Linked DNA regions of Homo sapiens: region 1 is linked to region 2. The links are chromatin loops, found by intact Hi-C in ENCODE. Cell type or tissue: heart right ventricle. All regions are shown on one strand. Links, peaks and the distances in the headings refer to the core of each region. The heading gives the core; the rest is flanking DNA.

Region 1 (15,444 bases), core at 3,985-11,984, 56 kb after region 2:
TGATTTATACATCATAAATGTACTTACACAAACCCAGATGGCATAGCCTACTACACACCAAGGCTACACGGGATAGCCTCGTGTTCCTAGGTGTACAAACCTGTAAGGATGTTACTATACTGAATACTGTAGGTAACTGTAACACAGTGGTAAGTATTTGTGCATCTAAACACAGAAAAGGTACAGTCAAAATAGGGTCTTACGGTCGCATAGGTGGTCCTTTGCCAAATGAAATGTTGTGAAGTGGCACATGACTGTGAATATATATAATTTTTTTCTACTAAATTGAAATAAATGTATAGTATAATCCCAAATTTTTGCTTTTAGGTAAGCTTTTCCCTAAAAGCAAAAAAAAAAATGTTTAGAATGCTAATAACACATTTTCTTTATCTGTTAAGGCAAATGCTAAAATTCTCATCAATCACTGTCACACAAATCGGGGACTGGCAGCCCACCGGCATCTTTTCTTAAGGTATTGTATTTCAGGGTACAACAAAATGCTGTGATTGGGGCTGGGGGCCATGAATATAAGCAAAGAAGCTCAATTGATAGTGTATGGCTGCACATACAAAAAATGTCCTTTGCTGATGAAATACCGCCACATAGAACTTCAATGGTGTGAAAAATCCTATTAGAGCCCCTTCTTTTATACAAATCCTACCCCTACAAGAGGACTTTGGTTCTAATGGGATCCTACTGGCCTAATCTTTGCCCAAATAAGGTGTAACCTCCCTGCAAACATGTCCCATTTTAGAGATTCCCTAGGGCTTTATCTAGCAATCCGCTTCTTAAGGTGCTTTCGAGATTAAATTATTAATAACAGCTTATTGAGAGTTGTTATTCAATTTCAAACCACAACTGATTCTCTCTTGCTCCAGCACCTATTTTGGAAAGGAGGCTGAGGTTGTAGCTCACACATACCTGGATTCACATAGAGTTGAGAAACCAAGGAACCACTGGATGTTGGTTACTGGGAATCCCAGGGATGCCTCGTCCTCCATGTTGGATCTGCCCAAACCACCCACAGAGGACACTCGAGCCATGGAGCAGGCCATGGGCCTTGACACGCAGTAACACGCCAGGCACGTGCATGTTTTCCCTGGTCCCGCTCTCATCAAATGTAGCTTTAAAAGAAATTAACAACCTTGGTCATGCCTCAAGCTATTTTTGAATCAGATGTGGGACTCTCTGGGCACTATATTAAAATAAAGATTACATTAAGATTATTGAATTTGTGGTGGGAGTCTAGGGCTGAAGAAAAACAGCTCTGGAGAATAATTAGTATTTGAAAGTGACAAACAATAGCCTTTTGTTGATAAACAAATTCTGAAGAACTCAGCTTCCTCTACTTATATCCTTCATTGTCTACAAGGACAGTGCGTTACTTTTTAAAGTTATGTCTATGTAATAAAGCTGTTGGACCTATACTGAATTTTTGGTACCACAGTTTCCCTCTTGAATGTACTAAAACACAAAAAACTGACAGCTCTGAGCTGTGGCCTTACCTTGGAATTAAACATTTCCACCTTTGTAAAACATCCTATTTTTGTTTCTACCTTTGGCTTTCCAGGTCAGGACCTCTACCTGATCAGTAACCTATTATTTTGTAATGATTTTTAAGCTGCAGAATCTCTACCTTGTCTTTGAAACTGGCACATTAGTTGTGGCACCCATGTGATTAGATAGTTCCTGACAAAATAAATGTATGTCCTTCCATGTATTTGTTCATCTGTTCATTCCTCATTGAGTGCCTGTGATGTGTAGGGTATTATAAAGGGATGTAGGGTTTCCAAGTCTTATAGATACAGGTAAACAGGCCGGTTCACAAATATGTATACTGAGAGGTAGAACATGGGCTGTAAATGTGTTTTAAATAGATGCAGTTTCAGTCAATGCAGACTGACCCTCTTCAAGAAGGCAAGCATTTTCCATCAAGTACTGCAGGATTTAGGGCAGTGGTTCCAGCCTTGGCTATGCGTTGCATTCACTCTGGGAACTGTAACAATTACTGATTCCTGGTCTGAGCCCAGAAATTCTGATTGAATGGTCTGGGGTACAGCCTGGGCACTGGGCTTTGTCAGTGTTCTTTAGATGGTTCCCATGTGCAGCCACAGCGAAGACCCACTGTGTTAGGAGGTGGAGGAGGAAGCAGTGGTTCCTTAGGGTGGTCAGAGGAGGCTTTCCTCAGCAAGTCTCTCTGGCTGCACATTAGAATCTCCTGAAGAATACTGAAAAGCCCGCGGCCCAGGCTGCACTCTGGACCATTCAATCAGCATTTCTAGGGTAGGACATTAAAAAAATACAGATGCTTGGGCCCACCCCAGAGCTTCTTATTTTATTTGAAGTGGAACCCAGGTATTCGTATTTTTAAAAACTCACTAATTTATTTGATTTAAATTTAATTAAAAATTTTAAAAACATTTTTAATTTTTAATTTTTGTGGGTACGTAGTAGGTGTATATATTATGCGGTACATGAGATTTTTATTTTATTTTTTTTTTTTTTGAGATGGGGTTTTGCTCTTGTTGCCCAGGGTGGAGTGCAATGGCACTATCTCCGCTCAACACAACCTCCGCCTCCTGGGTTCAAGCGATTCTTCTGCCTCAGCCTCCCGAGTAGCTGGGATTATAGGCATGCACCACCACGCCTGGCTAATTTTGTAGTTTTAGTAGAGATGAGATTTCTCCATGTTGGTCAGGCTGGTCTCGAACTCCTGACCTCAGGTAATCCACCCACCTCCCAAAGTGCTGGGATTACAGACGTGAGCCACCGCACCTAGCCATGAGATGTTTTGATACAGGCATGCAATGTGAAATAATCACATTATGGAGAATGGGGTATCTGTTCCCTCAAGCATTTATCCTGTGTGTTACAAACAATTCAATTACACTCTTTTAGTTATTTTTAAATGTACAATTAAGTTATTGACTATAGTCACCTGTTGTGCTATCAAATAGTAGGTCTTATTCATTCCTTGTAACTATTCTTTTTTGTGCCAATTAACCAACCCCACCTCCCTCTCAGGTCCCTAGTACCCTTTCCAGCCTGTGGTAACCATCCTTCTACTCTCTATGTCCATGAGTTCAATCGTTTTGATTTTTAGATCCCACAAATAAGTGAGAACATGTGATGTAAAACTTGCTAATTTATTTTAATGTGCAGTCTGGGTTGAGAACCTCTGGCTTAGCTGAGAGTTAGGTCTGCCTGTGTGTCTCCAAGGGGTGAGACCAGGTGGGTTTGGGCTTCAGCTGGGGAAAGACATTCTTTAACAGTGTGAGCCACCTGAAAGCATCTAAACCAATTTCAGTGCATTCTTGCTCCTACCGTAAGATATCCACGGAAAGCTTCAGACAACATCAGGGCTCTTGATCCTTTCCTAAGTGATCCTCCAATGGCTTCTTGACTGAACACCGAGAGGTTTCCACCAGATGGAAAGTCTTGACTATGAGTTTTCCAGGTTTTTGGCACGTTGAACAAAGAATTGAACAAAGTGCACAAACAGAGCAACACAAAATGCACAAAGTGACAAAAGAATGAAGCAACGCCATAAGCAATACAAGCACAGATTTATTTAAGTGAAAGTACACTCTATAAAGCACAAGCAGGCTTGGGCAAGAGGCTCAAGAGCCCCGATTACAATGTTTGTTAGGGTTTAAACTAAGCTAGAAGAATTTTGGTAACACCCCTTGGTGCCCTGTGGAGGGTTACACCTTATGAATAATTGGCCCACGACCAATCAGAGGCTGAAGTGGAGACTTGGCCCATGACCAATCAGAGGCGGAAGTGGAGACTGCCCGCAGCCAATTAGAGGCTGAAGTAGAAACTTGTTGTCTTGTTATCACAGGAGTGAGGTTGTGGCCTCTATGCTGCCTAATCTTGCCTAGAACCAAGGACTGGTGCCATATCAAGGGCTCAGTGTTGGTCACTGCTGCTGGTAAATTGGGCACTTGACCTGTAGCCAGGTCAGCCTTGGTGAGTGGAAGTCCATGTTGCTGAGCCCATGCCTTAACCCTTGGTTACCCTAACTCCCTATTCTGTCTCAGTTTTAGTGTAACCAGGAATTAGTGCCACCGACCAAGTTCGCACTCAGGTAATCAGTGACTGACTACAGTGACTGCTGGGGGCGTGACTGCCGCCTGGCTGACGGTGATTGTGAAGCACTTCATTTTAATGTACACAGACAGAGTTCAGAGACGTTAAAAGATGGAAAAGAGAAGTCTGTACTTCTCAGAATAGAAGAAAGACAATAAATAACTAGAAAGTGAGCACCTACATGCATCACCTCGTGTTATTTACAAATCAGTATTTCTACCTTGGGTCTGTTGTGCACCTCAAAATTATAAAGGGCTTTTATACTCATTTTCTTATTTAATTTTCACTACTCTCTGGGGTTAGACCAGGTCTTGTTCTTTGCTGTTTATCTCCATTTCCTGGGAAATATCTGTTAAGTGAATGAATGAATGAATCAACAGATGAATGGATCCGTAACTTTTACAGAGGAGCCAGGCTTAGAGATTTGTTCAGGGACACAGCTCCTAAACAGCAGAGCTGGGGCAGGACCAAGTCAGATTCTTCTATCCCTTCTTCTGGACAAGGGCCTTCTAATCTAATTTTTTTTCTAATTCTTTGTTGTGGTTGCTTTCCTGTGCATTATAAGATGTTTGCCAGCATCCCTGGCCTCTGCTCACTAGATGAAGTAGCACCCCTCCACTCATGACAACACAAAGCGTCTCTAAACATTGCTAAATGTCCCTGGGAGGGGTCTGCTATTTAAGGACCAATAGTCTAGACCTACTTCTAGCTGTTTTTTATTTGCCATTTATAAAGGATGCTGTAAAATGGGTATTTATCTCTCTCTCTCTCTCTCTCTCCTTCCTTTTCTTTCTTTCCTTTTTTTGTGTCCTATAGAGATTAGAATATGTGGTCTCTAACATGACTTCCAGATATATTAATAATCTGCTTTTAGCATCTGAGCTGGACTTTGATGGAAACTTAGAATATTGGCAGGGGGAGACTGGCTCTCCAGGATGCAGCCGCTGTATGGACCTGTGTACAGTGACTTTGGCACACAGCACCTCTGCAGCGACCTCCAGTGTGGGGCACAGAGATGCTCATTGAGATGTGAAAAGAAGAGTTTAGAACTCTGCGTATATCATTATTTTATCCTTTAAAGTGCATTAATGTGTGTGTGCTTTATACGATCCAAAATAGTTTTTATTTTTTACCTTTAAAAAAGTTTATCTTTTTATTTTTACACTTCATTGTGTAAAATTGACAAAATATTAGTTTTTTTTCTTTTTTTGAGACAAAATGTTTTTAAATGTACATGACATTTTAGCTTAATGGGCATGAGTAAAATTTATTAATAGAATTACATATAAATGTATGTGTGTAGCAAATACCCAAAAGGATTGCTTATTGGGAAGGGTGCACAATCACAAATTGTGGAGAGCATCCTGCGTGCTGTGTGCAGTCATTCATTATACAGAAAATGCCACTGAGTCACTTGCTGCAACGATGCCTGCACAGCTTTGTCCTGAGTCATGGACAATGGGCTCCTCCCAGCTCTAAGGTTCACTTTCTTTCAATTGAACAAATGTTTATGAATTGTTTGACAGTAAGGAACAAGGTAAGGACTCTGCAAATGCAAGAGAGAGGGAAGAGGAGACCATCTGTGTGATTACGCACAGGCCATGCTGAAATCCCAGTAGAAGGACCGCATTACTTATACCTGGAGTCCAGGGAAGCCTGCCTTCAGATGACACTTGAGCTGGAAAGGACACACATGGGAAGAGCATTCCAGGCAAAGGAGACTGCGTTTGCAAAGGGCCAACACCTCTCCTGGGGAGAAGTGGGGACTGGCAAGAGACATTCAAAATGGGCTGTGTGCTGGTACACTCAGCATGGCTATACTGGCTGTTAAAATACGATAATGTCTCCAACCTGGTTGGAAAATAGCTACTGACTCAAGCCCCTAAAGTGCCCCCTGTAACCCTGGCACCTCCCTGGAGACCCTTGGATTTCCCTACAACCAGCAACTAAAGGGTTAATGTTCAGCCCAATGGTGGGGCCTGCAAGACCCTACCCCACCATGGTGCCTGGAGTTTGTTTTATTTGGCTAATATCCAGTGATACTCAAGAAAAACTATAGAGGTGGTTAACTATTTTGAATATCACTCTTGGCTTCATGTATCAATTATCGAACTTGAATTTGATCTTGAAGGTGATGGTCAGCCTGTGAAAGGCTTTGAGGAGGAAAGTGTCATGATTTTACTTTAAAAAGATGATTATGGAGGCACGGGAGGAGGAACTGATGCGGCTTTGAACTAAGGCAGTGTCAGGAAGCACTGGGAAAAGGGCATGGGTTAGAGAGAGGCCAGGAAGAGAGAGACAGGACTCTATAGCTTGGTGGGTATAAGGCCAGGAGAGAAGGAGAAGGTGGACACTCAGATTTGGGGCACATGCCTCTCCCTGAGATTCAAACCCAGTAGGAAAAACAGGTGCACAGGAAAGGTGACAAGCAGTCATCTGGGAATGTCTGGTCCCTGAGTGGAGGTTGTTTTGGTGTGGATATAGCTGCAACCCACCTACAGTGCTGTCATCTGCTAGGCTGTTTGTCTCTATCACACTCACCTAAGTCTTGGGTAACTGATAGCAAATACAACTTTGGGATTGAAGAGCACCTTTAGCATCCTGCCAGCGGGAGCAAGGAAGAAACCAACGAGCCCAGTGGCTAGGGTTCTCCATGTCCTAGCTCCAAGAACTTCACCTTTGAGGGCTTCTGAGAGGACTGGATATGTTAGCTACGCAAAAGCAGGTGCCCACGTGTGAAAGGGCCTCTGTTGCTCCCCCTCCACCTTCCTATGAATTTAATATGTGTACATCCCAGTCAGTAAGTGAGTTCATCTTTATCACATTTGGTTCCATACCTGGAGGAGGACTCGACTCCTTTCCCATATACAGTAGACATTTTTGCATTCAACCAGATCCAGCAGACATCATTGACTATTTTATACCAGGTCTTGAGGTAGACACTGGGGATCCAGTGGGGAGTAAATGTGTTCCTACCTTTAAGGCTTCCACTGCAGAGAGGGTCAGAAGGGAGATGAGACATTGAAGGAGGTAGAGGGGTCAGAGTGTGGCAGTCTATATTAATATATGGAGCATTTGGGAGCCACCACATATTTTTGAGCAAGGGAGAGATAGGACAGGAAAGGAAGGTTAGTCTGGGAGTGAGGGGTATGAGGTAATTGAAGGAGGTCATTTGTGAGTCTGAAATTACAGTTGGTGAAAGCCCCCAAAGGCTTAAACCTGAGGAGAACAAAGCTGAAGTCTGATTAATGGGTTTTGGCAGATTTTTTTCCCCAATATCCCTTCAAAGGCAAAAAATAATAGAGACACTGTTTTTTCCATTAGTAAATACACTCAACGTCTCCTTATTTGTCTGTAGCTGTTTCAAAAGAAAATAGCTTTGTTTTTAAGAGCAACTGTGTAGGCCCCGGTGTAGCTCATGCCTGTACTCCTAGTACTTTGGGAATTTGAAATCAGTCTGTGCAACATAGAACCCATCTTTACAAAAAATTAAAAAAAATTAGCCAGGTGTGGCGGCACATGCCTGTAGTCCTAGCTACTTGGGAGGCTGAGGTGGGAGGATCACTTGTGCCCAGAAGTTAGAGGTTACAGTGAGCTATGGTAATGACACTGAACTCCACCTTGGGCAACAGAGCAAGATCCTGTCTCAAAAGAAAAAAAAAAAAAAGAACTACAACTATTTATAAGTATTTCTATATTTGATAATAATTCAATATAAATTCAGTTATCTTGAAGACTTGGCGTAAGGAGAGCCTGGCTAAATTACTGGGTTCAATTCCTATGGGGAGATGATGTCGCAGAGAAGTCAATTGGTTAATATATAAGGAACTCCTACAAATGCAAGATAAAACTGTAAACACCCCATTAGAAAAATAAGGCAAAGGCTTAAACTGGCAACTCTAAAAGAAGTAATTCGAGGATCCAATAAACATTTCAAAACATGTTCAAATGAAGACAGCAATGAGATACCATTTTCCTTTCATCTGATTGGATGGCAATGACAGAACCATAGAGTGTCAGAACCTACAAGGACCAGCTGATTTGGCTTCCCCGGTCATTTTACAGGTGAGGAAGATAGGCCCAGATAGGAGAAGGGACCCACCTAAACCCAGGGGTTAGACAGAGGCAAATTCTGAACAGATCCCCCTCTGGTGACAGTGTCTGCTGAGAAGTCGAGACTGATGAACCTTGAAGAGGTTTTGCAACCTGGAAGGAGGCCTGGTTTCTGTCCTGCCAATTTGATCTTGCAGTTTTCCAAAGTGGCCACGAGATGTCAATGTTAATAATGCTAACAAGTCAACACTTGCAGTTGCTCAAATATTGAGCTTATTGCAAAATACGAGGGGGTTTTCAGTTTTCAAAATGTACATTCTAAGAGGGGAAAAACCATAAAAACACTGTGGTCAGAGTATGAATTCAATGTTTTTTGACTTTATAAAGAAAACCGTGTATTAGGCACGTGTAAAACCTGAATAAAACAGCATTCCTAGGGTTTGCGACAAAGGAAGTTCAGGTTAGCCTACAGCCCCTTTGGGACTTTTTATAAACATTGCATCTGGAGCCTGGAGGTCCCTCCAAGAAATTGTACCCTAAACCCCAGGTCCAGGGGTCCTGCATGATGTGCCGAATAGTGATTTCAAAGCCCTCGCTGCTACTTACCATCCTCAGCTAAGCCACTTTGCCCTCGTGAAGCCTCAGTTTTCTCTATAGGATTACTAGCTCCCTCTCAGAGTTGTTTAGAAGATTAAATAGAACGAGACAACGTATTTGAGAGAAGCAGGAGGAGATCATGGTTCTGAGTGCTGGCTCTGGGATCAGACAACTCAGTGTGGACACTGTTCGCTTCCCAGCTGCATGTCTTTGGAAAGTCATTGCACCACTTTGGGCCTCCATTCCTTCATAGGTTAAAAAGAGGGCTAAAATATTACCCATCTCTCAGGCTTCCTGTGCAGATTAAGTGGAGTTGTGTGGTTAAGCACTGAGCATCCTGTCTAGAACTACGTCAATAAGAATAATAATTGTCAAGACTGCTTGGGTCTCTTGTATGTATCTCTGCCTTGCATTGCTGCATTCTAATTTTTAAATATTTGTCTCTCTTCCACTTAACTATGAGCCCCTCAAATACAGATGCTGTGGGTATACACATATGATTTTAATATCCGCATCCCCCATGTTCAGCCCAGGGCTTGGCTCATACTGCTAAATGCTAGTTCTTCCTTCTCCCTCATTTTACAGGTAAATGAAAGCTTGGAGAGGTGGACTGATTTGTCCAGTGGAGCACATGAGTTAGTACTTCCTCTCTTACAGCACTTGTCACTCTGAATTGTATGGTGTGTTTACCTCTGTCTACCATGCTTGACCATAAGCTCCCTGAGGGCAGGAAAACTTATCCCAAGTTATGTCTCCAGGGTTAAAATACCATCATTAGCATAGCTAACATTTATTGAGCACGTACTATGTGCCAGACACTCTTCTAAGCATTCTTTTTCATGCATTAACCAATGTAATTCTCACGTATAACCTGTAAGCCAGGTACCATCATTATCTGAGTTTTACTGGAGTAGAAACTGAGACATGGAGAGATTAACTTACCCAGTGTTGCACAGCTGGTAAGTAGGAGAGCCAGCCACTCTGAATCTGGGGCCAGAACACTTCACCCGTAACTTAACCTCTCAGGCAGAAATCCTTCATGAATTTTTGTTGGCTAGAATTGAATCAGTAAGATTGGAGATTGAGCAATACTGTAGTGTATCATGGGGAGTGACCCTAGGTGTGCCCTCAAGTTCCATGTTGAGACCTGCTTCAAATGTACCATCCAAAGGTGACAGGAAGAGCCATGTCTGCAGGGAGAACGTTCTGCAGAACCATGTCTGAGTGAGTGGGAGGGAAGGAGGCAAGGTGCCAGGGGAACTGCTCAGCTCAGGTACCATCCAGTCTTGGGGAGCAGGGAGCAGTGGTGAGGACTGTGGAGGAAGCCTGGGAGCTGGGCATCCCCCCATCCCTGCTATGAGTCTATGGTGGGACCGCAGTTGTTTGTGAAGGCATGGGTGAATCTGGAGGACATTAAGTGAAATAAGCCAGACACAGAAACATAAATACTGCATGATCTCACTCACATGTGGAATCTGAAAGAGTCAAACTCCCAGAAGCAGAGAGTAGAATGGTGGTTCCCAGGGACTGGGAGGTGAGGGAAATGGGAAGATATTGTTCAGAGGATACAAACTTTATACGATTAACAACTTCTAGGGATCTCATGTACAGATCCACGTGGGTGATAAGAGATGTGCTATTTGGTTTGATTGAGCACTCCTAGGGTCACTCCCCATGATACACTACAGTATTGCTCAATCTCCAATCTTACTGATTCAATTCTAGCCAACAAAAATTCATGAAGGATTTCTGCCTGAGAGGTTAAGTTACAGGTGAAGTGTTCTGGCTCCAGATTCAGAGTGCCTGGCTCTCCTACTTACCAACTGTGTATCATTGGGTAAGTTAACCTCTCCATGACTCAGTTTCTGCTTCCGTAAAAACTCAGATAATGATGGTACCTGGCTTACAGGTTATATGAGAATTACATTGGTTAATGCATGAAAAAGAGTGCTTAGAAGAGTGTCTGGCACATAGTACGTGCTCAATAAATGTTAGCTATGCTAATGATGGTATTTTAACCCTGGTGACACAACTTGGGATAAGTTTTCCTGCCCTCAGGGAAACTTACACAGTGTATATTTATATCAAATCATAATGTTGTATACTTTGAATGTATACACTATTTGTCAATTAAATTTTTTTTTTTTTTTTTTTTGAGATGGAGTCTCGCTCTTTCGCCCAGGCTGGAGTGCAGTGGCGCGATCTCGGCTCACTGCAAGCTCCCAGGTTCACGCTGAGAGGTGACAGTGTGCTGGCAGTCCTCACAGCCCTCGCTTGCTTGCTCTCGGCGCTTTCTCTGCCTGGGCTCCCACTTTGGCAGCACTTGAGGAGCCCTTCAGCCCACCGCTGCACTGTGGGAGCCCTTTTCTGGGCTGGCCAAGGCCGGAGCCGGCTCCCTCAGCTTGCAGGGAGGTGTGGAGGGAGACGCGCGAGCGGGAACCGGGGCTGCGCGTGGCGCTTGCGGGCCAGCTGGAGTTCCGGGTGGGCGTGGGCTTGGCGGGCCCCGCACTCGGAGCAGCCGGCCGGCCCTGCCGGCCCCGGGCAATGAAGGGCTTAGCGCCCGGGCCAGCGGCTGTGGAGGGTGTACTGGGTCCCCCAGCAGTGCCAGCCCACCGGTGCTGCGCTCGATTTCTTGCCGGGCCTTAGCTGCCTTCCCGCGGGGCAGGGCTCGGGACCTGCAGCCCGCCATTCTGAGCCTCCCACACCCCCCGTGGGCTCCTGTGCGGCCCGAGCCTCCCCGATGAGCACCGCCGCCTGCTCCACGGTGCCCAGTCCCATTGACCACCCAAGGACTGAGGAGTGCCGGCGCACGGCGCGGGACTGGCAGGCAGCTCCACCTGCAGCCCCGGTGCGGGATCCACTGGGTGAAGCCAGCTGGGCTCCTGAGTCTGGTGGGGACGTGGAGAATCTTTATGTCTAGCTCAAGGTTTGTAAACACACCAATCAGCACCCTGTGTCTAGCTCAGGGTTTGTGAATGCACCAATGGACACTCTGTGTCTAGCTACTCTGGTGGGGCCTTGGAGAACCTTTATGTCTAGCTCAGGGATTGTGAATACACCAATCGGCACTCTGTATCTAGCTCAAGGTTTGTAAACACACCAATCAGTACCCTGTGTCTAGCTCAGGGTTTGTGAATGCACCAATCGACACTCTGTATCTAGCTTCTCTGGTGGGGCCTTGGAGAACCTTTGTGTCCACACTCTGTATCTAGTTAATCTAGTGGGGACGTGGAGCACCTCTGCGTCTAGCTCAGGGATTGTAAACGCACCAATCAGCACCCTGTCAAAACAGACCACTGGGCTCTACCAATCAGCAGGATGTGGGTGGGGCCAGATAAGAGAATAAAAGCAGGCTGCCAGAGCCAGCAGTGGCAATCCGCTCGGGTCCCCTTCCACAAGAAGCTTTGTTCTTTTGCTCTTTGGGTCCACACTGCCTTTATGAGCAGTAACACTCACCGCGAAGGTCTGCAGCTTCACTCCTGAAGCCAGCGAGATCACTGAGCCCACCGAGAGGAACGAACAACTCCAGACGCGCCACCTTAAGAGCTGTAACACTCACCGCGAAAGTCTGCAGCTTCACTCCTGAGCCAGCGAGACCACGAACCCGCCAGAAAGAAGAAACTCGGAACACATCTGAACGTCAGAAGGAGCAAACTCCGGACACGTCGCCTTTAAGAACTGTAACACTGACCGCGAGGGTCCGAGGCTTCATTCTTGAAGTCAGTGAGACCAAGAACCCACCAATTCCGGACACAACGCCGTTCTCCTGCCTCAGCCTCCCGCGTAGCTGGGACTACAGGTGCCCACCATCGCGCCTGGCTAATTTTTTTTTTTTTTTTTTTGTATTTTTAGTAGAGATGGGGTTTCACCATGTTAGCTAGGATGGTCTGGATCTCCTGACCTTGTGATCCGCCCACGTTGGCCTCCCAAAGTGTTGGGATTACAGGTGTGAGCCACTGCGCCCGGCCCATTAAATACTTTAAAATAAAAAATGTCTTAAGAAGGTGGTTCTTAGTTCCCTGAGCACCCACAGGTGCCTCAGCACCCCTGGAAACTCAGTCGCCCGCCACATCCCTCCAGCCCGGACGGACAGTGCATGGGACTCGTCTCCCCAGCTCTGTCAATGGGTAGTGGTTCTCCGGAGCCCTGTGCTGAAAAAGATTAGAGAAATGTCCAGTCTCTGTGGGAAGAGCATTCGAGATGCCCTCTTGTGTCCAGGAGGGGATCGTGGGCCACATGTTAGCTTGTCCTGCCCAGGCCCTCCCTTTCTGATAAACCCAAATTCTTGCAGCTTCTGCAGGCCTCCCTGGGCAGCCAGGCTGGCATTGGGGTTGTGGGCTTTGTCTGGGGAGCTGAGAAAAACAGGCGGATCCCCCCAGGACTCCACCCTAGAATACTGGCACTATGCGTCCCATGCTCTAACTCACGCATGCAAGTCATGCATGAACACTCTGCCTCCCTCCCACCCAGAAGGAGCTGGAGATGGTGTCTCCTGTGGCCATCCCTAGCTGCTAAGCAAGTATCCTCCCTTCCTCCATCCCTGCATCGTCTCTGTGCTGTGTTATTGTTGGCTGACATGGACAAGGTTGAACATTTGCCAAACATCTGCTCACGTCTCCTGAATGTGCTCCCAAACAGACGGGCAGGAAGCAGCACCACCCTTGAAATGCACTGCCAGGGCCTGTGAGCTGCCACACCAGGACACTGCCTGGCTTGCTTGGGGCTGGCGGGATCCCCTGAGCTGAGATCTGGTCTCCCTTTGGGAAGGGTGGGAGAATGGTGAGAGAAGCATCTTGGTTTTACATCCTTCCTTCCCTCCAAGTAGGGATAATGCTATGGGTTAGAGACATTCAACAGAGGCCTGCCGCAGGTGGCTGGAGATGGAAAGAGGAGGAGGTTAGGGTCCCCCTGGGAGACAGAGGGGAGGGAGTGGCCTCTACTTCTGGGATAGAGATGGGAAGCAGACAAGGATGTGAGTGCAAACAGCTCATTTGAGAGGTGATATGAGACAGGAAAGAGAGGCAAGTCAATAAAAGGTGCTTTTTACCAAGCAGGTAGCACTGGGGGCAGCTGGAACTCCATACCACTACAGAACCTGAGAGGCAGGATGTGCCTCAGCAAAACCCCACCTGAGGGGTGAGCACGTGGGGAGATTTGCTTCTCATCTCACATCTGTCTTTGATTGAGGACTGCTCTGGGGACGGGAACTCCTTGGCTTTTTTGTCCTGCTGCAGGGAGTGGGCTGAGAGAAAGCCCTAAGGGGAAGCCCCAGGTACTTGCAGTAGGAAGCCACAGAGGAAATTTGGGCAGGACAGGACAGTTCCTGTTACAAGTGGCAAACAAAAGTCGAAGATAAAGGGTAGATGGGGGCATGGACCCGTTGCTTATTTCTCTCCTCCTCTCTTCCTGTGTCTTCTTTTTCTATTACTCTTAATGGTTACTTGCTCACCTCTTCTCTCTCCTCCCCTGCCCGTCTCTTCCCTGCCACTTCTCCTATCTCCCTTTCTGTTATCTCTCTTTCCCTATGTACCTGCCTCTCCTCCTTTCTGTTTTCCTTATGTATCCCAGACATGGAACAAGCAAGTAATGGATTGATAAAGTGCCTTCATTCCTACCGCCCAAGCAGGGGCCCTTTAGTCTAGTCCCAGGGAGACGCTTCCTCCTGTCCCCAGGATGAACGCTGCTCCACTGGTCCCTTAGCTGGTAAAGTGATCTTGGACCACTTTATGTTGCCAAACACAGGCTCAGTTTAGGCAATTACAATGTTGTTTTTCCGTGTCATAATGAAATTCTGAACTTAATGTGAAGTTGAATCTTTCCTCCTCCTCCAGCTCGGCTCACTGCTGTCAGGAGGCCCCTGGTAGATTTGCTTCTCCACCTCGCCAACTGCAGTTTCCGACCCTTTTGGGGTTGAAGTTTGAGGGCAGGAAAATAAATGAGATCATCAGGAAAGTTCTTTCTCGACACCAGTTCTGAGAGATCTAGCTTCTGGGTTCTCTGGTCTTGGCAGATGGCCAAGGTCACTGTCTATCTTGAGTGTTTTGAGACTTCCTTGGGGATCTCCCACTCTGTGGGGTCTTTCCTAGGGTTTCTATGGAAGGCAGATTGGTCTCTCATCCAACTCATTGCTTGCTCTCAGCCTCCGGGCATCCCCCATACTTTTGGGTTCCTGCTGTTGAGGTCTGTCTTCTCTTTCAAGGATACCACTTAGATGGGGCTGAGGATGATCCCACATTCTCTCTCTCTCTCTCTCTCCTTCTTGTAGCCCACATCTGGCCCAAAGGAACAGCCACGGACTCTTCCAGCTCCAACAAATTCTGGGTGCATAGATCCAGCCCCATGAAGCCACTCTTTCTTCTTGCCACCAAAGCAGCAACTCAATATTTCCTCATTTCTCTCTCTTTTTAGCCTTTCCAGGTGGGAGTCAGCACCAGTACTGGGTTTCCTTCAAATGGCAGAAGGTGCTAATCAATATCCCTGGGTGACCTCCTTGAAGCTCTCTTCTGTTAACTTCAGGTAGAGGGGGACATATTCTCATCCCTCTTTAGGGATGACGAAAGGACAGAGAACACCACCAGTTTTCTCCAAAAAACCCTTTTCTCATCTCTAACTCTTATAAATCTCTATGAATAGAAAATGTAGGAGAAAAAAACTCACAATAAAAAATAATAATACGACCATAAAAAAATAATATGAGGCCGG
Region 2 (15,444 bases), core at 4,836-12,835:
GAAATGGGCTTGCGTTGTAATGAAATAAAAAACATTCAGGTTAATTGAAGGAGGAAGAGTCATTATTAAGTAACTAAAATGTACACAGACTTTGCTCCAGGAGATCTGGAAGGATGGAATAAAGAACTCTCAGGAGTATAAGCCTGGCTCATGGCAGAAAACTAAATTGAATGTCCTCTAAGTTGAAAATGCAACAGAGATCACTGTGGCCTCATTTTAAATTTTCCACATCATGAGCTTAGGGGATGGAGCCCCAGAGTTAAGAGTTCTTCCCACTCAGTCCAGCAAGAAGTGGCTTGGATAGGAGAAATGTAACTGGGACCATCAGGCATAGGACCTGCAAGAAGCTAAGGGTTAGAATCCTGTCCGCCTCCCAGATACCATGATTCCATTTATTTGAAGTTAAGAATCAGCAAAACTAATCCATGTTGATAAAAATTAGAACTGCAGTTGGCTAAGGGGTGGACTGGGAAATTGACTAGAAAGGGAAACATGGGGGCATTTTCTGGGGGTGATGGAAGTATTCTTTGTCTTGATAGGGGTGGTACCTTTTTCAAAATTCATTAAATTATATGCATGATATCTGTGCATTCCACTGTGTGTAAATTTTACCTCATTAACGATATAGAATTAGTAGGGGAAATTATTTAGAAATATTTCTGAATGGCAAAGCAATGGCAACAAAAGCCAAAATTGACAAATGGGATCTAATTAAACTAAAGAGCTTCTGCACAGCAAAAGAAACTACCATCAGAATGAACAGCCAACCGACAGAATGGGAGAAAATTTTCGCAACCTACTCATCTGACAAAGGGCTAATATCCAGAATCTACAATGAACTCAAACAAATTTACAAGAAAAAAACAAACAACCCCATCAAAAAGTGGTCAAAGGACATGAACAGACACTTCTCAAAAGAAGACATTTATGCAGCCAAAAAACACATGAAAAAATGCTCACCATCACTGGCCATCAGAGAAATGCAAACCAACACCACAATGAGATACCATCTCACACCAGTTAGAATGGCAATCATTAAAAAGTCAGGAAACAACAGGTGCTGGAGAGGATGTGGAGAAATAGGAACACTTTTACACTGTTGGTGGGACCGTAAACTAGTTCAACCATTGTGGAAGTCAGTGTGGCGATTCCTCAGGGATCTAGAACTAGAAATACCATTTGACCCAGCCATCCCATTACTGGGTATATACCCAAAGGACTATAAATCATGCTGCTATAAAGACACATGCACACGTATGTTTATTGAGGCATTATTCACAATAGCAAAGACTTGGAACCAACCCAAATGTCCAACAATGATAGACTGGATTAAGAAAATGTGGCACATATACACCATGGAATACTATGCAGCCATAAAAAATGATGAGTTCATGTCCTTTGTAGGGACATGGATGAAATTGGAAATCATCATTCTCAGTAAACTATCGCAAGAACAAAAAACCAAACACCGCATATTCTCACTCATAGGTGGGAATTGAACAATGAGAACACATGGACACAGGAAGGGGAATATCACGCTCTGGGGACTGTTGTGGGGTGGGGGGTGGGGGGAGGGGGGAGGGATAGCATCGGGAGATATACCTAATGCTAGATGACGAGTTAGTGGGTGCAGCGCACCAGCATGGCACATGTATATATATGTAACTAACCTGCACATTGTGCACATGTACCCTAAAACTTAAAGTATAATAAAAAAAAAAAAGAAATATTTCTGAATGGCCCATACTTCAAAAGGGAAACAATAAATCCTCCGGCTAAAGCCCTAACCTTTAGAGGGTGATGTCAGAAGGAACACCGGAGACTGGACGCCGGAAGACCTGGGTGCTAGACCTGGCTCTGCTGGCCTTTCATGATGGGGAATTCTGTTTTCCTCTTTACCCCTGCTTTGTGTATCACTCAAGGAGTTTTACGAGGAGATCGCTAAGCTCTGACATTGCGAGACACCTTGTCCCTACTTTCTGAGACAGAGGTTGGGCACGATGACCCAGAGGTGAGAGTTGATTTGGTGATTCTTGTGATCTGAATCTCTTCCATATGTCTAGTGTCAGCCCAGCTCAGGGAGCAGAGAACACGGGCAATCTGATACCTCCAGGAAGTCCAATGCTTCGTTGTTGCTAAAATTAGAACCAGGCTGCAGCTTAGATCAAGGCCATTCCTTTCCCAGCCTCACGGTGAGCTAACTCTTCTCCCTCCACCCTGCACCGTACAAATGTGCCGGTAATTATAGCAACATGAGCACCAGATGATTCATCTTGGAGTCTGGAGGAAAAAAGCAGAAACCAAGTTAGAGCTTTACAGAGATCCTGACCCTTATAGACAAGGAGATGAGAGTAGGCAAAAGGAGAAAACAAATGAGACAAGAGGGAAGGAAGAAGGAAAGAAGGAGGCAGAAACAATTGAAGAGAATTAACTTCTTAGCCTGGACAGGAACATGAGCGGAAGACCTAGTTAGTTCCTACTTACCCTTTGCGGCTGTGTTGGCAGCGTACCAAATGACTTCCCCAAGGACAGTGGTCCATTCTTTTTTGAAAAATAACTTCAAAAAATGAAATCATGATCTTTCCTGGTAATGCATTTCAGTAGCTTGCTTGTATCTGTGTGTCAGTACGAATGGAGCTGGAGCTAGGCTTGATCCCAGCTTTGATACAGATTAACCATGATCTCGAGCAATTTACCTAATTGTTTGCACCTCATTTTCTTTGTCATAAAACAGAGAGATCTACCTCAAAGCACGCTGCGCAGCTAAAATAAGGTCAAATATATGAGACTGCCTGGAAGGTTCACACAGGTTGGCCCAACCTAGGTTTAGCTGAAAACATATGTAAAAAAGATTGTCTAATCTAGGTGGTCTTTGTTTCTGCCTCTGGGGATCTTAATTTATCATAGGTATCCATTTCTGAGGTTGTTCTGTGGTAGTTTCTTTATCCTATATTTCTCTAATCATCCACTAGGTTTGCATGCAGATGGCAAGACTAAAAGTTCCTTTCCCTTCTGGTTGACAATGGAGTGGCAGTTAGCTTTTTAGGAGCTACCCTATCTTGAGCCTGTGCTGTCCAAGCTCTCTGTGCCATTTCTTCTGCTGTACGAGGGGATAGATCTGTCCTGCAGGGCTGTTGTGGAGATTAAAAGCAATATCAAATGTGAAGTGCCTAATATAGTGGTAGATACATAATAGATGCTTAGGATGAGAAATGTTTAATAGGATGAGTTATTAGGAATTTTAAACATTAGTTATTTACGCCTGTAATCCCAGCACTTTGGGAGGCCGAGGTGGGCAGATCCCCTGAGGTTAGGAGTTCAAGACCAGCCTGGCCAACATGGTGAAACCCCGTCTCTACTAAAAATACAAAAATTAGCTGGGTGTGGTGGCGGGCGCCTGTAATCCCAGCTACTCAGGAGGCTGAGGCAGGAGAATTGCTTGAACCTGGGTGGCAGAGATTGCAGTGAGCCAAGATAGCACCATTGCACTCCGGCCTGGGCAACAGAGTGAGACTCCATCTCAAACAACAACAACAACAACAAACAACAACAATAAACATTAGTTATTTAATTAGTAAATTTGCTGCCCTGGATTTTTAAGCAGAATAAGAAAACTATTTTTCTCTCCCCTGCAAGGTCCTTTGATGGTCATGCCTTAGTGTTCATGAAGACTGGACTTCCTCTCCTCAGTGGGAGTGATACTCCCCTTGGCCCACCCCGTCCCCTTAGCTCTTACCTTTTCCTGGCACTTTGACCTGACTTCCAACTTCTAGCACCTGTGTCTTTCTTTTATCCTTTTTGCTTGGGGACTGGGGACTTTCCTAGCCACCTGAGCCCACTCTGTCCCCACATGGTTGGAAGTGCTTAGGAATTCGTACTCTTCGCCAGCAATCTTCAACCAATGACTGGTGGGAGCTGGTGGATAAATACCCCAAATCCCTCCCTCCTCAGGTGGGATACAGTTGAGGTTTGTGTTCTGTGTTACCTCCCAGAGTTCCCCAGAGAGATGAAGCCCCAGTTGCCCACAGTGGAAATTTATGTGATGAGGTGCCCTTTGTAGGCTCCTTCCATTCCCCGTCTCACTTCCCTCCGCCCCTACTAGGGTCCTGGGATCGCTTCCCATTCACCTACTTACACTCATTCCTTTTCTCAGAGTTGGCTCCTTGGAGAATTCAACCAAGAAGACTCCAGGGAAGGCTTTGCTTTTGAAAATTAAAGACTCTGAAGGGCAAACTTCTTCTACTGTGTGAGGGGATAGATCTTCCCTGCAGGATGGATTAGCCAAGGGCTAGGGGTTGCAGGTTAATGCAGTGAGAAGAGGGAAATGTCTCAACCCTAGATGATGGGACTTGGATCCCAGGTAAGGAAGCAGCTTCAGATTGATTGGGAAGGAGACCAGGGCACAAGATCACATGCCTTCAAGGGTCAGAACCTCCCAGGGGATATATGTGTGGGTGTCAGTGGGGGACTTGGCATAATATACCGGTCCCTTGAGGCCTAGAGCAAGGTGCCAGGTGGCCAGGTTGGGAGGAAAGGCACAACTGATGGAAGCATCTCACCACTGCAGAGGACTTACCCTGCTGGATGAGTATTTGGGCAAGCAAGAGGGTTTCATCCAGAACCTCACTGTTAGACAGTTGGGGAATGGCTAGTATGCAGTAGTGGCTTTGGGGGAAACAAGAAAAAAACAACAGAAAGATGCCCCCACACAAAGAAACATTGTTTTTGGACACCTATCAGTTGCCTAGATTTCTCTATGTTTGGTCATAGGGAAGAATAGTTGATTTTGGACTTCATGCCAATCCTGGCATATGGAGAGATTAAAACACACCTAATTTCTTTTGGGGAAATACAAGCCTCAGTTTTGTTTTTCACACACACACACACACACACACACACACACACGAGACAGGTTTTTTTTTGAGACAGGTTCTCGCTCTGTCACCCAGGCTGAAGTGCAGTGGCGTAATCACAGCTTACTGCAGCCTCAACCACCAGGGCTCAAGCGATCCTCCTACCTCAGACTCCTGAGTAGCTGGGATGACAGGCATGCTCTACTACACCTGGTTATTTTATTTTTTTGTAGAGACAGGGTCCCACTATGTGGCCAAAGCTGGTCTCAAACTCCTGGGCTCAAGCGATTCTCCTGCCTTGGCCTCCCAAAGTGCAGGGACTAAGACATGAGCCACTGTGCCCGGCCTATGCCTCAGTTTTGTACTTGACTGCCAAGCTCTTCACACTCATAACACCATTCTTATCATTGTTGTTGTTAATAGTAGTAATAATCATAATGGTAATGATAAGAACAATGGGTTGAGGTTTTGCACTCCTGGTGAGGCAGGACTGAGCTGCATCTTTAAGTGACACTCCCTGCACAGTGGTTCTGGTGCCCTCACTTCCGGTGGGCTCCATTTGCAGTGTGTCTTCAATCTTATTGATTGGATGTGTTGAGCAAAATTCAGAGAAAGTGCTTCACAGAACTGCCCTGGCGGGGCTGCAAAATGGCCACACGAGGCTACCCAGAATGAAGCTACGACTTCTAAGCGGGGAAGGGAATACAGAATTACTCTTCCTTCTGGGCATCCTGGCCGCCCCCTCCTCTGACCTTGTGATGCTCTCTCTCTGTCTCGCTGTCTCTCTCTGACCTCTCCCTTCCCCTGGCACTGACTGATAAGGACAACAGAAGTCTGTTTTTGCCAACCTCATGAGGTCTGTGGTGGCCTAAAGTGACTGTGGGGTCTTGACCCTCAGGTCTCACTAGAGTCAGATATACTGAGAGACCAACTTCCCAACCAGAAATAACTTCAGAGAGACAGGACCAGGCTTCCGGAGTCACAGGACTGAGAGAGACTGAGCCAGCTATTTCAGGAGGTCTTCATAACAGCAGACACAAAAACGGAAGACTGAAAACAGAGAGAGAGTTCTTTCTAGACATAAAAGTCTCAAGCTGAAAACCCTGGGGCTATCTCAGCATCAACTCTTGGTGAGGCGCTGCTGTTCCTCAGGTGTGTGGAGACCCAGAAGACAAGTGCTCCCTCTTTTATGCAGAGACAAGCAGCTGTCTTAGAACTGATGATTAGGCTGTGCGCGTGGCTCACACCTGTAATTCCAGCACTTTGAGAGGCAGGTGGATCACTTGAAGTCAGGCGTTTGAGGCCAGCATGGCCAACATGGTGAAACCCCGTCTCTACTAAAAATATGAAAATTTATCTGGGCATGGTGGTGCATGCCTGTAATCCCAGCTACTCAGGAGGTGGAGGCAGGAGAATTGCTTGAACTCGGGAGGCAGAGGTTGCAGTGAGCCGAAATCACACCACTGAACTCCAGCCTTCCAGCCTGGGCAACAGAGTGAGACTCTGAAAAACGAAACAAAACAAAACAAAATACTGATGACCACAGGAATTATATCTGTGTAGCCACAGATGCGAGCCCTTGGGCGTAAGTTTCTCTCTGTCAGTCTAGGTTCTTCCCATCATAAAGTAAGGAGGTCAGTTGAGATGGTCAGCTCCCACCTCTCCTTCCTGCTTCTGAAACTCACAGATGGATACCCCAAGGTGCCCACGTTCTGATTCAGCCCCACCTGAGGCTGGTTCTTTTCTGTCATCTTGATAGTCTTAGAATTCAATTTTCCTGGGGGTCTGGTGTTACCATTATGAACTATCATTCCCTAGGACTCTTTCACGGCCTTCCAAGACACCTATTAGCCTCTCCTTTGAGGCTAACCAGGCTTGGGCATCCGTCCTGATGAACAGGGGGCCCACTGATGTCATCCCTGTGGAGGGACAGACACTGGCTATTGTGGACACAGAGCTCTGCCTGCCTCAGCCCACACTTGTCCCAGCTTTCTGCTTGCTCCCTGCCTCTTCCTGCCTTGAGGTGTTGCAAGCTAGCCACCAGGATCCGTAAAGGAAATCTAGACATGGCTTTTATTTTTTAATTTTTTTTTTTGAGATGAGGTTTCCCTATGTTGCCCAGGATGATCTCAAACTCCTAACCTCAAGCAGTCCTCCTGCCTCAGCCTCCTGAGTATTGGGACCGAAGGCACGTGCCACCATGCGTGGCTAATTTCCTTTTCTTTTCTAGAGATGGGGTCTTGCTATGTTGCCCAGGCTGGTCTCGAATTCCTGGGCCCAAGAAATCCTCCTGCCTTGGCCTCCCAAAGTGCTGGGATTATAGAAGTGAGCCATTACACCCGGCCTGGAGGTGGGCTTTGAGATCGGATATTAAGCAGACTTACACCAACTTTTCTTTCTTTTAGGTTCTCAAGGCATCTCTTACAAATGTAGAGAAAGCCCTGGCTATGGGCCACGTCTCATTTCCTTGCAGAAACCCCTTCTCTCTGAAATACGGTGGAATGTAAGAATTGCCCATCTGAAGACCTTTGTGTCCTTTTCCAACACTGCTGTTGGAGATGCTGCTCATTGTGTGACCTCATGTCTGTTATATAAAGATCCACTTGATAAATTTCTCCTTAAACACAGTGCCAGGAAAATTTTCTTTTTCCAATCGGATTCCAAAGTTATTGTACAATGAGAAGTATATGAGCCAGTGTGTTTCCCTTTTATCCAGGAAACTCAGTGATAAATCCAGGGTTTAACTGTAGTAAACAACATCCCAGGTGCCTTGAAACGTATTGTTCTCTTTTTACTCTAGCTCATTGGTCCTTGAGTTGTGTTCTGTTTTTAATGTTTCCTTAGACTCCTTTGGGAAATAGTAAGGTGTAAATTTTCTCCAAAAAAAATCCATGCATACAAGCACATATACATGAGACAGATGGCCTCTTCCTGTCCCTTTCTTACCATCACCACTGCTATGTCCCCAGCCCAGGCTAAATGCCAGGCACTGGGAATGCAGTGATGAAAGGCGCTGCCTGTGAATGATTCATGGTTAGTCTATTGCAGGGATAAGCTGGCACAGAAAGAACGCGAATGTAAGGCGGAATAGGGTCAGTGCCGACATCAAGGAACAAAGAAAAAGCTAGAGGGGTTCAGAAGGAGAGCAATTGATTCTGCAAAGAGACATCAGAATGTGGAAGCCTTCTGGGATGGAAGGGAATTTCAACTGGACTGGGAAGGATGGAAAGGATTTTGAAGGCAGAGATAGAGGAGGAACATCTCTGACTGAGAAAACAGTTTGAACAAAGACTTGTTCTGGAAAAAAAGTAAATCGTCCTCCACATTTGGCAAAAACACTAACTGAGTTGGTTGGCAGGTAGGATACATGAAGGAGACAGTGGGAACTGAGGATAAGATTCTTTCACATGATATCTATTTTGCAATTTATAAATGGAATTTGGGTTCAAGCCTGTAGTCCCAGCTACCGAGAGGCTGAGGGAGGAGGATTGCTTGAGCCTAGGAGTTCGAGACCAGCCTGGGCAACAGAGCCAGACCCCATTTCTTAAAAAAAAAAAAAAAAAAAGATCTTGGGTTCAATATGTCCTTTTGTTCAACAACCCTGTGAAGTAGCAGAGGAAATAGGATTATTTCCTGTAATGGATCAGGTAACCCGGTTACAGGGCAGTTAATTCATTCTAAGTGACACAGGCTGTAAGTGAGAAAACCAGCACCAAATTTCACACTAATTTTACTACATTAAGTTTCATCTCTGGAAATCAAGAAGAGGTTTGCAGGGCCAAGCTAGTTGAAGCTCACCGTGGACTAAGAATCAAAGTTGGTTTTTTTTTCCTTTCTTTTCTTTTCTTAAGAGGTGGGTGGGGGTGTTGACAAGGAGGAAAGGGAGGAACCCACAAATGTAATTTCAGCAACAGTTCCCTTAACAACGCCCGCAGATGGATGAATTTCCGCACAGTCTGGTTCTCTGTTCCTTTTCTGTTCCTGAAGAGAAACAATTGAGGGAGTGAGGGATATGCAGTGATGTTTATCTTTCCAGCTCTGAACTTTCAAATTCTGGAATCCCCCAGGGTTGGGGAAGGGTGGGTGTAGTCACTTCCCACCGTTGCAGAGGGATGGGAGATGTAGCAACTCCTGTTGGGGCATGGGGCGGGGTGTGTGATTTCCTCCCAAATCGGAAATTTATCTCCCGAATGGGAGGCTGCAGAGAGTCATCAAGGACTTATCTCCAGGAGCAGACACCAGAGAGGAGCCCTGCCCAATCCTTTACCCCAAAGGGGGCGTGCTTAGCCCGAGGAGGAAGAAGAGGGTTTCCAGCTAAGAGTCAGCACCAAGGGCACCCGCTCTCATTCATGTGTCAATGAAGAATTCCTGCCAGACTTCCAGTACTGTCCTCGACCATGGGCAGAATCCCAGCTGCCCCTCCCAGAACACTCCATGCCACTGGAACTCAGGAGCGCAGGTCAGTTCTGCAATTGAAAGCAAAGGGGAATTTTGGTCCTTTCCTTGGATTGAGTCCAGAATTCTGGGATGAACAGCTCAGCTCCTAGAAATTATGCTCTGGAATTTCCAAAAGCTCAACAAATAGCCCCAACATGCAGGGTTGTCTGTTGAGATGAAGCATCCTTTTACTACCCTTAGAACATTACAACAGGAAGGAAGTCCCATCCCTTTTTTATAGATGAGGAAACTGCAGGTTAGAGAGGCTAAATATATATTAAATCAAGCATATTAATTCTAGTATTTAAATTTTCTAAGTGCTTATTTTATTTTAAATCTGTTTTATTAGACCTAAAGGTAGGTAAATCTTCCTCTCCTACTATCTTCCTCCTCACGTATATTTCCAAAGGTTTTTTTTCCCTATATTTATACAAGTAATTAGCTTCCGTCCATTTGTTTCATCACCTATAAAATAGGAATGATCTTTGCCTCATAGATGCATGAGTATTAAAGTACATAAGATAATACATGTACGGCATTTAAAGCAGTTTGCAAACACTCAATAAGTGTTATAAGAGGAGAAAATTTCCACTTAAAACTTCTTCCACCTTCTCTGCCTGTCTGCATCCCAGGTTTTTGGTATAGTCTGGGACTTTTGACAAAGTTTAATGCTCGTTACCATACTGATGTATTTTTTTTCTCCAAGAATTATTTAACATCTGCATTATTTTGAAACTGTATTCATAATACTTATTTCATCTTAGTTCTAAGTTTAAATTATTTCAGTGCTGATTATCTGTCCTACTGTAATACAGTCTTCTATTATAGAGTTCTTTATTTTGACGTACAGATCAACTGCATAGTATTTTTATGGAAAGGTACGGCAGAGGCATATTGAGACCTTACAGATACCTTAGAGTGTCTTTCTATTGCTTTAAATAATGAACAATGGATGACTTCTTGGGGTTTGAAATCTTGCTTTGCAAACTTTCCCCCTCAGAATTTTATGTAGCTGCTGGAGTACACTGAGGCTAGCTCCATTTTTCTTCCATTGCCTACAATTTTCTACATGCCTAGATAATAATAGGCATCTTCCTTTATCCTTGAAATAAAAAAATTATCTACTTTTTATCTCTTAAGAATTCTCATTCTTAACAAAAAGAGGTTTAAGTTGGCCAGGTATTTCCTTTTCCTCTCTCTCTCTCTTTTTTTTTTTTTTTAAGAGACACAGGCTCGCCATGTTGGCCAGGCTGTTCTAGAACTCCTGGGTTCAGGCAATCCTCCTGCCTTGGCCTCCCAAAGTGCTAGGATTACAGGAGTGAGCCACCATGCCTGGCCCCAGAATATGTCTTTGTGTCATCCTTTGGTCCTCACTGGATTTGTCCTCCTGCATGCTAGTAGCTCCTCTCATTTTCCTCCAGGTAGAGGGCTGGCTGGTTAAGTCTGTGTTACTAGTTCAATAACTTGGCCACCAACTTGGCTGGCTTGAGGAAGGAGTTTAGAAAATCCCTAGATGTGTATGCTTGGTTTTGTTTTTGATAATGCTGCTTTACTGGGGCAAACATTCCACATCTCATTTCTGATCAATCCAGCCTTCCTTCTGTGAATGGGTCCTGGCAAGGTTGGCAATGGAAATATTTAACAACCTGCCCTGACTAATCAGGAATAGGCAGAGGTAGTGTTGAGGCAGAGGCCTAGAAGCCCCTCTTGTGCCAAATATTTACCCTTTGTTAAATAAAGGTGGTGGTGGTGGCTGGGTGCCGTGGCCTGTCATCCCAGCACTTTGGGAGGCTGAGTCTATTGGATCACCTGAGGTCAGGAGTTTGAGACCAGCCTGGCCAACATGGTGAAACCCTGACTCTATTAAAAATACAAAAATTAGCTGGGTGTGGTGGCAGGCACCTGTAATCCCGGCTACTTGGGAGGCTGAGGCGGGATAATCACTTGAACCCGGGAGGTGGAGGTTGCAGTGAGCTGAGATCACACCACAGCACTCCAGCCTGGGTGACAGAGTAAGACTCTGTCTCAAAAAAAAAAAAAAAAAAAAAAAAAAGATGGTGGTGGTGGTGGGGTGATTCGTGAGTGATCTGAGAGGGAGAGGCTGGGAATGTTATTATAGTAGGGAGCATGCAGGAGGCTCTGGGCAATAGCTCTTTGCCGACCAGCATGGAAGTATAACAATGCATTAACACTCAAAGAGCCAGCCAGTGCATCTAGTGATGTCAGACTGAAGTCCAGCCCACAGTGTCAGGGACAATTCCTGTGGAGCTGGCCCCCAGGTGCTCTGTCAGTGTCTCTACTTGCTGTTGTCCTCTGGCAGGGATGCTTTGCAATGCTGTTTGATTGCAATGACATCCCCCCAAACTCAGAATCAGGATGGTTGTCTGACATTCTCCAGGAATCTAATCATGTGCCTGGCCAACTGACCTCACTACCTCACTGCAGACTACACCACCACCCTCTTCCAGGACAAAAGGTGTAGCTCTGAGGGTACACTTGGAGACGGCAAGTACCATCTGTAATATTGAACTGAGATTGGCATTTAGTTGTTATTGAATTTCATCATTCCCTGGAATTGAGCCAAAGAGTGGCTCTATCATGTGGCAGCCAAACTGTTAGGAGAATGGTGCCAAGTAGTGCAAATTTGTTCAGCACAAATAGCAATTGTGCTCAGAATATTCTCACACAAGGAGAGGATCAGGAAAAGAGTGGTTCTGATCTAGGTCCCTGAGCTGCTGGGTGAGGGCTGGGTCTGAGAACGTATCAGGACCAGGCCACGTTCACGTTTTCTAGGCCAGTTCCAGCACAAGACCTTTTGCAGAAAATTCAAGGGGAGGTGATCTATGCAGAGTGTTATGTAAATCCAGTCATAGAAGTGGGTCACAGGGCCCAGTGCTGTGGCTCACACCTATAATCCCAGCACTTTGGGAGGCCAAGGCCGGGAGATTGCTTGAGCCCAGGAGTTCAAGACCAGACTGGGCAACATAGCAAGACTTCTGTCTCTACAAAAAAAAAAATAAAAAATTAGTTGACGTGGTGGTGCACATCATTTCAGCTACTTCAGAGGCAGAGGTAGAAGGGTTGCTTGAGTCCAGGAGGTGAAGGCTGCAGTGAGCTGTGATTGCATCACTGCCCTCCAGCCTGGGCAACAGAATGAGATCCTGTTTCAAAAAAATTAAAAAGTAAGCCACAGATATTTTATAGATATGTGTATTTCTTCTGCAGAGGGCAGGCTGGTATCTGTGGCAGGCAAACCCAAAGAGACACCGGCTTAGCTTGCAGATACCTCAAGCCCCAGGACTCACATGCCAGGACAGATGATAGGACAAGAAATGTAGTTGATGTTGGATCATTACGTTGGGTATTAATTTGGAAGGGAAGAATTTGATCTATGGGGTTGAATCAATGAGGAAGTTTTATAGACATAGAACATCCAAAAGATTGATAATAAAGGAGGATTTTGGAGAGTCTGCCAGACAAGCCTTTAAAATGTACCTGGGTTGAAAGACCAAATATCTTAGCCTCACTGAAGGGCAGCCGCTGGAGAAAGAGAAGACCGAGGAAGCACATGATGATGATGATGATGATGGTGATGATGGGCAACTTTTATTGAGCACTTAGTATGAGCCTGGCACTGCTCACGTCAAATTTATATGTATTAACTCATTAACTCATTTACTTGTTGCAGTAAGTGAACAAAATAGATAGTATTACTGTAGTGTTGTGATAAAGACTGGTTTTCATCTATGATTCCTGGCTCATAACTCCCATAACACAAGTTACAGGCTTTTGTTATAATGCTGGATGTGTTTGGCCTCAGGAAACAGAATCTCCTGCCCTCCTTTCACTTGCCCCAAGGCAGGACTCTAGTCTTTCCCCACCCTTCTGATTGGAGTCTCAAGATCCTCCCCAGGGAGGATCCCACCCTATATCCTGGAGAAAGGATTGGGGACCTTATGAACCTTCCATAAAAACTCAAGAGGAAAACAAAAAAAACCCAAGAGGACTGTGAATTTGGGGAGCTTATGAATAGAATAGCTGACCACCTGGAGGTTCCTGGAGGGTGGTGTGCCCAGGAAGGGCATGGAAGCGCCGCGTCCCGTCCCCCATAGCTCGCCATATGCATTTCTTCACCTGTATCCCTTGCAGTACTCAGTATAATAAGCTACTACCTGTGTTTACCTGAGTTCTGTGAGCTGCTCCAGCAAATCTCAAACCTAGAGGGGATTATGGGAATCCCAACTTGAAGCCAGAAGGTCACATGCTCTGGAGGTCTGAACTTGCAACTGGTATCTGGCTTGAGGGGTAGTCTTGGGAACTGAGTCCTCAGTCCATGGGTTCTGACACTATCTCCGGATAAATAGTGTTGGAATGAATTGGAGGGCACCTAGCTGGTGTCCGCTGCTTGGTGAATGGGGGAAAACCCCCTCATGTTTGGTCACAGATGTCCTCTTCTATGTTGATGGTTATTGTGGTGGTATGAGAGGTGAGGAAAAACATGATTTCAGAGAGTTTTTCCCTAAATAATTACTATCCCCATTTTCCAGATGGGAAAATAGAGGCACAGAGAGGAGAACAAAAACTGCTCAAAGGTGACAGAGCTAATAAGTGATGGAGCTGGTTGTCAAGTGCTTTTCCACTAAAGAAAAAGAATGGGCAGCCTTCTAATTAAGTAATGAAAATCAAAATTTTTTTCTGCAAGGCAGAGAAAGTAGCAGTAGAATTCAGCATGGAAAACAGGGACTGGTTCAGTCAAATGCTGCCAGGAGGCATCCACAGACAGGAGCTTTTAGCCAACTTCAGTTTTCGCCTTCAATTTTCCCTCTAGTGCAGTGAAGCTGGGAAGAGACTAGAAAGCTGTGACAGTGAGCATGGGGCAGTAGGGACTGCTTCCTAGGCCTTACCCAGGTCGTCTGAACTGAACAGGAGCGGGCCAAAGTTCTGGCAGCTACTTTAAAGACAGCAAGTATTCCACAAGGAGCTGCAAGGAAGGTATCCTCTCCCATGAGTGGGACTTAGGCTGTGCCAAAGGGATATGGTATCCAAGGGAGTTACAAGGCATCCTTTTGATCTTATTTGGAAGGTTCTAGAAAGATTGCATTTGGATCTCACAGGCTGAGGAAATATATAAAAGAATTCTTTCCAAATATCTTATATCTAAGTCTTAAGTTATTCCAATCTGAAAGTGTGGAAAAATCATCCCAAATGCCACTAGTCAGAGGTTATTTCCAATCCCAATCTGGAAAACATTCTTCCAGGCATCCCTGTAGGCTTCTATACATGGGTATAAAATTTTACATAAATGGCACCTACTGTATATGATATTCTCTAGTTTGCTATTTATATGGCATGTTGGTTTTCTAGGGCTGCTGTAAGAAATTGCCACAAACTTGGTGGGTTAAAACAAGGGAAATATATTCTCCTATGGTTCTAGAGGCCAGAAACCTGTTACCAAGATTTTGGCAGGGTTGGTTCCTTCCGGTGACTCTGAGGGAGAATCTGTTCCATGCCTCTTCTGGCAGCTTCTGGCGATCCTTGATGTTCCCTGTCTTGTAGCTGTGTCACCTCAATTTTTTGTCTTTCTTTTCTTTTCCCTCCCTCCCTCCCTTCCTTTCTCCCCCATACCTTTCTCCCCCCTCCCCTCCCTCCCTCCCTCCCTCCCTTCCTTCCTCCCTCCCTTCCTTTTTTCCTCCCTCACTCCCCCTCCTCCTTTCTCCCCCACCCTCCCCCCTCTTTCTTTCTCTCTCTCTCTCCTTCCTCTTTCTCTTTCTTTCTTTTTCTTTTTTCCTTCCTTTCTTTTCCTTCCTTTCTTCCTTTCTTTCCTTTCCTTCTTCTTTTCTTCCCTCCTTCCCTCCTTCCTTCTTTTCCTCCTTCCCTCCTTCCTTCCTTCTTCCCTTCCTCCATTCTTCCCTCACTCCTTCTCTTCTTTCTTTTCTGAGACGGGGTCTCACTGTGTCACCCAGGCTGGAGTGCAGTGGCCCAATCACAGCTCACTGCAGCCTTGACCTGCCAGGCTCAAGCAATTCTCCCACCTCAGCTTCTGAGCCAAGCAGTCAGTGGCCACTGGAGAGGTTGGTTGGCAGAAGTGGAGGGATAGCAACTTATCTGAGACAAATAGAGGAGGGTTTCCTGCAATTCTGGGGAAACTGAGACC

What was found. Peaks named below come from ENCODE experiments on the same cell type or tissue, not always from the same donor. Only the 100,000 strongest peaks of a DNase experiment are listed, where the experiment ranks them.
Region 1: it touches region 2 in a loop (2.7-fold over the local background); 26 of 110 quality-filtered maps call a loop at or near these places.

What each region holds. Positions count from the first base shown.
Region 1 is chr15:81,147,460-81,162,903 of GRCh38, forward strand. It overlaps CFAP161 (cilia and flagella associated protein 161), which reads left to right. Exons shown (of 7, transcript NM_173528.4): 6 at 399-472; 7 at 879-1,720. The coding sequence ends at 1,074. Among named protein-coding and RNA genes, the nearest start is that of CFAP161, 21 kb to the left of the region's middle. In heart right ventricle, for the core only: a CTCF peak has its summit at 8,363 (motif pointing right); a DNase peak (open chromatin) is centred at 8,299; H3K27ac peaks cover 328 bases.
Region 2 is chr15:81,090,210-81,105,653 of GRCh38, forward strand. It overlaps a transcript of CFAP161 not described here. Among named protein-coding and RNA genes, the nearest start is that of CFAP161, 36 kb to the right of the region's middle. In heart right ventricle, for the core only: no CTCF peak of the experiment used is centred there; DNase peaks (open chromatin) are centred at 7,862 and 9,132; H3K4me3 peaks cover 777 bases; H3K27ac peaks cover 5,069 bases.